Regions from separate parts of the Homo sapiens genome. Here region 2 is linked to region 1. Evidence: read pairs that join two places in POLR2A ChIA-PET (ENCODE). Cell type or tissue: Caco-2. All regions are shown on one strand.

Region 1 (5,000 bases):
GCCCTCCGTTCTATTTCTGGCCCCAAATGCAATGCCTTTTGCATGGATCCCAAAAAATATATTTTGAATGAATGAGTGAATGAATGAATGAAGGAATGCATGGTCATTTTGCTTTTCTTCTCTATCTTGAACCAAGCAATTCAGAGCAAGAATCTTTTCTTTCCCATTGCAAGTCACCAAACATGATGGAAAGCTGCCTTCTGGCATGGTTGTCCTTATGTTTCAGCTCCTCCGGGGCTCTCAGTGGCTTCAGAATCCCCTACAGACTCATTCTGCTGGGCACATGGTCTGAAACCCAAGAGACTCAGGCAATACTCAATTAGCCAGCCAGCTGCTGCATGCCACAGCTGTTAGCATTCCCTTCTGAGATGGGGGTGCCTCCCAGACTTCACCCACTAGTGCACTAAAACCAATTCCCACCACCCCATTTTTCCTGGGCTTAATCCTGTTCCTGACACTGATATGAATTGTGCTTTTGTAGTTACAGGCACCGAGGATCTTTCTGATTCTTCGAAGGTAAGGAGACACATGGGCTGAAACCGAGGCAGGCCTGGGACCTCCTAGGAGCAGAGGCAGTTGCCACCCATGGCCCTCACCTTGTCCTTCCCCTGAGCTGTGAGGCATTGCTGCCTTGCAGGCCTTGCTTCTCTCTGCACATTTGTCTTGCTCTTCTCTTGCTATGGAGTGGTTTCTTTATTCTGTGTTTTTAGTGGGATGTAAAGAGAAGCTGGGCCCCAACACAGGCTCTGCCATTTTCAGCTGCCTGCGTGGGGTTGGATCACATGGACTGGACATGTCCCCTCTGACACCCTTTCAGCAGGCACAGGGAGGGCACTTTCCTGTACAAAAGCTGTCGGCATGGCAGGCAGCACCACCAAATTCAATGGTCTGTGGAGGCCAGTGCTTCCATAATAAACTTTGTTTATTATCTTCTACAGAGTTCTCTGGAGTTAGAGAACCAATATGATATACATCTTAAAAAACAACTGTCTATCACAAAAAGGAGTATTACAATATATGATACAATAAAACCATCAAAATGAGTATTGAAATAAATAACACATATTCAATTTTTTAAATAGATAATATATTTACAACAGCTCAAAATACTTAAATTATGGAATAGTATTCAGTAGAAATTCTCTCACCCTTGTCCCCCATCTATCCAGTTTCCACACTCCCTCCAAAACAAGTAACCACTGTTTTTTTCACTGTTTATTTTGAAATAATATAGACTCACAAGAAATTGCAAAATTAATAAAGAGAATTCCTGATATAACCGCTCCTTAGAGTATGCTTTTCCAGGAAATACATATATAAGTTTGTATAAATGTATCATATTTTCCACTCTGTTTTATTCAAATGGCATCATGTTATACATACGTTTGCACCTTGATGCTAAAGACTGAATATGTCTTGGCAAAATTCATGTGTTGGAGCCCTAAGCCCCAGTACAATGGTATTTGGAGGTTGGGCCTTTGGGAGGTGAACAGGTGATGAGAGTGGAGCCCTCATTAATGAGATTAGTGGCCTTATAAGAAAAAAGATGATAGAGATGATCTGTTTCCACCATCCACTGTGTGAGGTTACAGCAAGAAGGCACCTGTTGGCAAACCAGGAGGGGAGCCCTCACCAGGAGCTGATTTGCCAGCACCTTAATTATGGACTTCTCAACCTCCAGAACTATGATAAATAAATGATAAATAAATTTCTTTCTTTCTTTCTTTCTTTCTTTCTTTCTTTCTTTCTTTCTTTCTTTCTTTTCTTTTCTTTTTCTTCTTCTTCTTCTTTCTTTCTTTTTTTTTTTTTAGAGGAACTTTCACTCTTGTCGCCCAGGCTGGAGTGCAATGGCACAATTTCGGCTCACTGCAACCTCCACCTCCTGGGTGGAGCTATTTTCCTGCCTCAGCCTCCTGAGTAGCTGTGTTTGCAGGCATGTACCACCAGGCCCAACTAATTTTTGTATTTTTAGTAGAGATGGGGTTTCATCATGTTGGCCAGGCTGGTCTCGAACTCCTGACCTCAAGTGATCTGCCCCTCTCAGCCTCCCAAAGTGCCGGGATTATAGGCATGAGCCACCATACCTGGCTGAGAAATAAATTTATATTGTTTAAGCCACCCGGTCCATAGTATTTTTGTTATTTCAGCCATAACTGACTAAGGCACTTTCTAAAACAGACAGACAAACTAACACATAAAAAGCCCTACTGAAGTAATTACATAATCAAGTTGTCACTTTAATTTTTTGTGTCACTTTTCCTGGATCAAAGTTTTTCTCTGATGCAAAACATGATATTCTCTTTACTCCATATATTGGCTCAGGTATCATAAAAAAAAAATCAAAACCCTAGGGCTGTTTTCACAAATATGCCATTTAAAATGCATGGTGCCAAACCTCTTTCCTGAACATTTTCTTCCAGCAGATCTGAGTTGGTGTGTGGAAATCTATTTAAAAAAAACAAAAACAAAAACAAGTTCTTCAGGTGATCTAGCTAGATCTAGCACATGCAAGTTCTTACTCAGATTCTGGCAATTGTTGTCTAAGAATATATCGACAGAGTACATACTTTTAAAAAGTTAATGGACTGGTGTATAACCAAAGCCACAACACCCCACACATGTGACTGTGATCTTTGCTCCTTTGCAAAGTCCTCACAGAGTTGAAGAGTTCTGCACTTTGTTCCTTCCCTGGCACACCTGTGTCTGCATTCCTTCTATCTCCCGGCATTCTCCACTCCTGTCTCTGTGTGTTTAAAAACCGGTGTGGGAAGTGTGCACGCCTGTGACGTCAGACTCCAGACCATGTATTTCCTGACTCCCATCTTGGTAGCCATTCTCTGCATTTTGGTTGTGTGGATCTTTAAAAATGCCGACAGAAGCATGGAGAAAAAGAAGGGGGAGCCTAGAACCAGGGCCGAAGCTCGCCCCTGGGTGGATGAAGACTTAAAAGACAGCAGTGACCTGCACCAAGCAGAAGAAGGTAAAGACACCAGCTATGCTGCTTAGCTTCGCTGTCGTGTTGTGTTGATGATGAGTGTGAGTCAATGGCAGGGCTTATGGAGAGGAAGAAACACACACAGGCCAGCTTCAACATCAACCTCTATTGTGCTAATGAATCAGTGCTTGGCACAGACAGGTCATCTCTCTCCAGTGATGAGCTTGTCACCTGCTGGGACCAACCCTTTTTTATTTTTGATGCCCAGTGAAAAAGCTGTTGAGAGGCTGAAGTTTTCCCTGGCTACAATTCTGTTCTGGTTGTTAAAATCTTTCTGCAGGAATTCATCCCAGGCTGGCAGTGGGCAGGGACTAAGAGGCCAGGTTTTGATCAGGAACTTTGAAATCTACCAAGTGGCATCACCTAGGAGGCTGCTACCTTTCCCTGTGCCAGGCCCTGGAAGTGAAAGCCTGGGATGGCCTCTGTCCTCAACAAACTGAATGTCCAGTTCAGCTGCCAAGATGATACACTAGAATCAGAGAGAGTAACAAAGAGACAGACCCGGTGGAACTGATTCTAAGGTGTTTAGAGTAGGCCTGGGAGTTTGACGGTGCAGTCAGGGAAAGGACAAACCAGGCTGGGAGGATGAATAGGGTACAAATAGCAAGTGCTGGGAGGCCTGTCAGGCAACAAGGAGCCAAAGGAGCAGAAGCACCTGGAGGCCTGGGGCAGGGGTAAGAGAGGAAGTGGAGAATTGAGGGTGGAGGGAGAGGGTAAGAATGGAAGTAGAGAATTGAGGGCGGGAAGGTTATGGCCACCTTGAGAAGAAGAGGTGATGAAGGAGGCAGGTAGGAAGGGAGAGAGCGTGGAGGAAGCTTGAGCCATCTGTGTTTGAGAAGCTTTGTCTGGGATGGGTTCGATTTGGAAGAGGCTCTGTGATCTTCAGCTGGGCTAATGATGCCCCCATCCCCAAACAGAGGCCACCTGGACATGTGAGTGTGTGTGAGTGTATGTGTGTGAGAGTGTGTGTTTATGAATGTGCATGTGTGTGTGCGCGTGCGTGTGTGTGTGTGCATGAGAGTGGATGTGTGTGCGCGTGCATGTGAGTGTTCATTAATGTGCATGTGTGAGTGTGTGTGCATGAGTGTGTGTGCACGAGTGGGTGAGTGTGCGTGTGAGTGTGCACGTGTGTGCATGAGTGTGTGTGAGCATGCATGAGTTTGTGTGTGCATGCATGAATGTGTGTGTGCGTGCGCATGAGTGTGTTTGTGAGAGAGTGTGTGCATGAGTGTGTGTCCTAATCTCAGGACCGGGGCGCAGGGTGTCCAGCTGGCTCTCAGTGCTAACAGCCTGTAGTGCTGACTGCACCGTACAGGAGTCTAGCCTCTCAGCAGGGCTGCCTCTTGCTCTCCTACATTGAAACCTCTTCCACTCAGAACGTCAATTCTACCCAGCGGAGAAGCACTTCCCTTAATCCAGGGAACATCTGCTGTGAAGCTGGGTAATGGTTTGTGCTGGTAAGGATGGCCTGGATGGTGGGGGCAGGTGGGAATGCAGTGGAAGGCGTGGATCAGAGTAAAGTTAATGGAAGAGCAACAGGGTTTGCTAGTAAATTGGATATTGGGAAAAGGAGGAGAGAGGGAGAGTTGGAGACTGGAAGCTATCATAAGTGGGTGAGGGAATGAGGATCCAGCTTAAAGGGGAAGATGTTGAGTTCCATCGAGGACATGTTTGATTTCAGACGACAGTGACACACCTGAGCAGAAAAGGGAGACAGCAGTCTATGTTAGGGGCCCAGGCCACAGATACTGACTGGAGAGTCACCAGTATGGGGAAGATACTTGGAACCTGGAGAAATAATGAATCCACAAAGTGGGCATTGCTAGAGAGAAGGCTGAGGATAGAACTTGAGGGACACATGCGGTTAAGAGGAACTGTGGAAGAAAAATGTACTAGAGAAAGGGAGGAGCTGTGGGAAAGGGGGCTCTGGGATCATAACAGTAACAAGCCCTTATATATTAATAGCTCTTAATGTATGCAATCACAGCCACATATTATGTGTAGT
Region 2 (5,000 bases), 290 kb before region 1:
ATTATTTGATATTTTAAAATCCAACCTGGGAGTTTCAGTGATTTATGTGATAAGTTTAGTAGTTCACTTTTATTGTAATTACTACTGTTTAGGATTTAGCTCTGCCATCTTTTTTATTTATTATTTATTTATTTTTATTTATTTATTTTTTCTCTGTCGCCCAGGCTGTAGTGCAGTGGCACGGTCTCGGCTTGATGCAAGCTCCTCCTCCTGGGTTCATACCGTTCTCCTGCTTCAGCCTCCCGAGTAACTGGGACTATAGGCGCCCGCCACCACGCCCAGCTAGTTTTTTTTTTTTTTTTTTTTTTTTTTTTTGTATTTTTAGTAGAGACGAGGTTTCACCTTGTTAGCCAGGATGGTCTCAATCTCCTGACCTTGTGATCCACCCACCTCTGCCTCCCATAGTGCTGGGATTACAGGCATGAGCCACCGTGCCCAGCCTATCTATTTATTTTTTTTAAGATATGGGGTCTTCCTCTGTTGCCCAGGTTGGAGTGCAGCCGCGTGGTCATAGCTCACTGCAGCCTCTAACTCCTGGGCTCAGGCCATCTTACTGCCTCAGCCTCCGAGTAGCCAGGACTACAAGCATGCGCCACCCACTGGGCTAATTTTCTATATTTGTCTGTAGAGATGGGGTCTGCCTATATTGCCCAGGCTGGTCTTGAACTCCTGAGCTCAAGCGATCCTCCTGCCTTGGCCTCCCAAAGTGCAGGGATTACAGGCGTGAGCCACTGTGCCTGGTGCACATGTATTTATTGTGTTTTTTATTGCTGGCATTTCCCCTCCGTAACTGTGTTCTATTTAGTATACTGAGGGTTTTTTTTCTGTTGGTTTAAAAGTTATACATTCTAGTTTTCTTCTCAGGGTGGCTGCCCTTAACCTATGACTCATACCAATATGTGTCACATTTATTGGTATTATTGGTTTTGTTTTATTCCTAATTTTAGAAGTCTCAGCATGTTTTCCTATCCCTTTCGTGTGCCACCTCCAGCCCCATTTTCCTGATATCTTTCCTAGCTGTAATTCTCGGTTATTCTTAGCTACACTTCTTTGTTTCTGTGATCCTAACTTCACATTTCCCCTTGTTGTGAAATAACAGTAATCTGGAATAGATTCCTTAGTCACTTGTCCTCCTCGGTTCTCTTGTCGTATCTCCTGTGTTTCTCTCGCTATTGAGGTAACTTCCTCTAAACTATTTCCAACTTGGATCTTTAGGAGGCAAATATCCTTCAAGTTTTCTACGTTTTGAATATTTCTAATACACTGTGGTGGGCAGGATTCGGCAGCTGTCCCTTCAAGTTTCCTGTACCTTTCTAGAACAATATGTTCTAGAAAACACTGATGATAGGACAACTAACGGCTGTCTTAGCCTGTTTGTTTGAGCCTGGTGCATACCAGCGGCAGGAAAATCCAGTATTTTAAGCAAAGAAGGAATGCATATGAAAGTGGGAATGGAAATGGGAAAGGAAAGGGGACAAGGAAGAAGGGGATGGAGATAATAAGGGGTGAGGGCCTAGAGAAACCAGCTGCTCCTCGTCTAGGCACCGCTAGTCTAGGTACTGTGAGTCTAGGTACCACTAGTCTGGGCACTGAGAGTCTAGGTACCTCTAGTCTAGGCTCTGCACAGTCATAATTAAAGCTACTCATCAGTTGACCTTAAAATAGAGAGATTTTACTGGATTCTCTGAGTGGGCCCAGTGCCATTACATGAGCTCTAAAAAGCAGAGAATTTTCTCAGGCTGGAGCCAAGAAATATGCGTCTAATGTCAGAGAGATTCTAAGCATGAGAAGGATTCCATGCACTGTTGCTGGCTCTGAGATGTGGGGGCCATGAGCAAGACTGGAGAGGGGCCTCTGGGAGTTAGGGAAGGGCTGCAGCTGACAGCCTGCAGGGAAGCTGAGACCTCAGTCCCACAGGTCCAAGGACTGGATTCTGCCAGCAACCTGAGTGCACTTGGAAGCAGATACTTCCTAGAACCTCCCAATCAGAGCCCAGCGGGTGGACACCTTGACCTTGACCTTGAGGAACTGGGAGCAGAGAAACAAATCAAGCCATCTCAGACTTGCAACCTAGAGGACTGTGAAATAATAAAGATGTACAGATTTAAGCAGATAAGTATGTGGCAATTTGTTATAGCTGCAACAGAAAAGATATCTTCCTGTTTAAATGAGAATTTGACTGGATATAAAATTCTAGGCTGAAGTTCTTTTCCTTCATATTTTAGAAAGAATACTCCATTGTTATCTTGCAACCAGGGTTGCTGTTGTGTAGTCTGAGAGCCAAATGTTTCCTTCTTTCTTCCATTGTTTCTCTGGGGTAATATGGGGGAGGGAGCCAGAAGCCTGAGATTCTTTCCTGTCTTCATCCAGTGGATTTGTACCGTTCCAGGCTGTTAGTCACAGTCTCAAAGAGGTGGAGAATGGTTTCTAGTTTAACCTACCTTTTCATAGAAGCACTTGTAGATTGGACAAGTTTATTGGTTTTCTCTTATTCGACTACTGCTAGTCTTCTCTCCTTCTATCTTTTATAAATATTAAATTTATTGAGATGTAATTTACAGACAATACTCCTTTGTGAACATAGGAGCTTAAAGTCTCTTATCTTTGGGAGTATATTGAAACATGTAGGCATTTGGCCATATGATAAGGCATGTTCCCAAGCTATAAACATTAAACAGATGAATGATATTACTTCAGTCATGAATCATCTTACTAACATGCCAATTCTGTAGAAAATCACATTTCTAGCAGTGCTTGCTTCAGGTTTGCAGGAGAGAAAAACAACAATGTTTTCACTGGACATTGGCTTTTAGACAAAATGAATGCTAGAACTCTATTAAATTCATTTTTACTTCCTATCATTTCTATATTTTATAGATTTCATAAAATCGGCCCACAGTCTTAAATTTATGATAATTGTAATAGATATCTTAGTAAAATACCCAATCTCTTTCAGTTACTGGAAACACTTATAAATTCTAGGCTTTAACAACAAATAGCACATTGTAGAACAGCAGTGTCGTTTAAAAACTGAACTTAGTTGAGTTAATCAGACGTGACAGGATATTTTATGACCCTAACAGAAGCTTAATGAACAATGTTGAATAGATTTCAATACTTTTTATAATATATCTAAACTGTGTCAATTATGGTAACACTGCCTTTGAGAAGAAATCATCAGTTTTGGATTTAACATACAGGATGGCACCCTAGAAAATGTTAAAACGTCAGGAGAATTGTACCTTTAAGAGTGGAAATGAGTAATGAAAATACACATTACCAGAGTCACCTCCTGGGATGCCTGGACATTTACTTGGGATTTGAGCATTTTTCTGCCTAGAAACGGCAAAACTGACTGTTTAGCTGTAACTGGCAGGCACCACGTGCCATAGCAACAACAGAGCAAGAAAACCAGGAAAAGCTTTTGCTCAAAATAAAGTTATTTCAAATCTTGTTTTCAAAGCTTTTTTGCTGAGGTGCCTCTTCCACCCAAGAAACTAACAAAGAGCCACAGCAGCACCAATGATGACCAGCGAGAGCAGCACTGTGCATGTAAAATCCAGTAAAGCACTCTGCCCCGAGGATTCATCACTGCAGCTTTCCTAAGGGTTAGAATGTTTTCTACCTGACTGATCCGGGAATGTGCAAGCCAAAAAATTAACAAAAATGATCCCTGGCTTGTGGAGATCCACAGGCATTGAACAGAATCAAACATAATATCTCTGCAGAACACAACCTCACGTAGGCAACAGAGGTTTCCTGCAGTAAGAAAGCCATGCCACAAAAAGCTCAGAAACCTACAGAATGTGTCGAGTCAAACCACAGTAAGTGAGTGAGCCAATCCCACAGAGTAGGTTCGGCCCTGAAGAACTACAGATATTAGAACTACAAAGAAAATAGTAAAATATGTATCCTTAAATCATTAAAGACATAATAAAACACACTGCAAATATTGAGACATTGTCAAAAAAGACTAGTTGTATCTAAAATAGAAAAAACCAAGCAGCACTTACAGCAATGAAAAATATGTTAATTAAAATTTGAAACTCAACACACTGATGAAGCAGCATATTAAATAGAGGATGAAGTCACTGAACTGGATGGATCTGAAGAAATCATTCAAAATTTGGTAGAGAGAGAGTTTCATGCTGAAACTGCAAGAGAGAAGTGTAAAGATATGGATGTACAATGAAAAAGGCCAACCTGCCTCTAACTGGACTTCCAAAAGGAGAGCAGAAAATGAGGGAGAGGAAATTTTCAAAGAGCTAATGGCTAAGAACTTTTCAGATTTTATGAAAGACATAGATTCTCAATTTTAGGAAACATAACAAATCTCAATTAGAATAAATAAAAATAAATTCACTCCTAGGTGCATTGTGATGAAATTGCAGAATATCTTAAAGGTCGTCTTCAAGAAGAATATCTTTGAAGAGAACAACTTAAAAGAGAAAAATTTAAAAGCAACTGTTGATAAAATACAATCAATAGGAAAGACAATTTGATAACAGCCTCCTAGCCAGTTTTTAAAATTTGCAGCCATTGTCTCTCAAAATATGCCTTCTGTGTTGTCTTTTACCTGTGCTTTTAGGATTCCAATTAAATGTGGGGTGAACCATTCCATAGTGTCTGCCACAGCAGCTGTGGCTTCTGAATTTTACTGTCTCTTCTAAATTTTTCTACCCTTCGGTCTTCCTGTACTGCATTCCAAATGGTTTCTCTTGACCTGCCTTCCAGTTTACACTTCTCTTTTCAGCTCTGTCTAATTTGCTATTAAAGCCATCTGTTGAGTTCTTCATTCCAGTTATTTAGTTTTATACTTATAGATTATTCGATAGCCCATGTATCTTACATTTGAAGTAATGAATTTTTTTCTGTTGTTTTTTCATTTTTTTAAAGTTATTGAAACATAGTAAGCATAGTTATTTTTAAATCCCTGCCTGATAATTATTTTATTTTATTTTATTTTTGAGACAGAGTTTTGCTCTGTCTCCTGGGTGGCC

What was found. ChIA-PET counts read pairs that join two places held together with the same protein. Peaks named below come from ENCODE experiments on the same cell type or tissue, not always from the same donor. Only the 100,000 strongest peaks of a DNase experiment are listed, where the experiment ranks them.
Region 2: POLR2A ChIA-PET joins it to region 1 with 8 read pairs; 2 of 35 experiments call an interaction of 5 or more read pairs at or near these places.

Annotation. Positions count from the first base shown.
Region 1 is chr6:150,366,230-150,371,229 of GRCh38, forward strand. It overlaps IYD (iodotyrosine deiodinase), which reads left to right and starts at 2,783. Exons shown (of 5, transcript NM_203395.3): 1 at 2,783-2,980. The coding sequence starts at 2,803. In Caco-2, no CTCF peak of the experiment used is centred here; a DNase peak (open chromatin) is centred at 2,732; H3K4me3 peaks cover 320 bases.
Region 2 is chr6:150,072,889-150,077,888 of GRCh38, forward strand. No RefSeq gene overlaps it. Among named protein-coding and RNA genes, the nearest start is that of ULBP3, 6.3 kb to the left of the region's middle. In Caco-2, no CTCF peak of the experiment used is centred here; no DNase peak of the experiment used is centred here.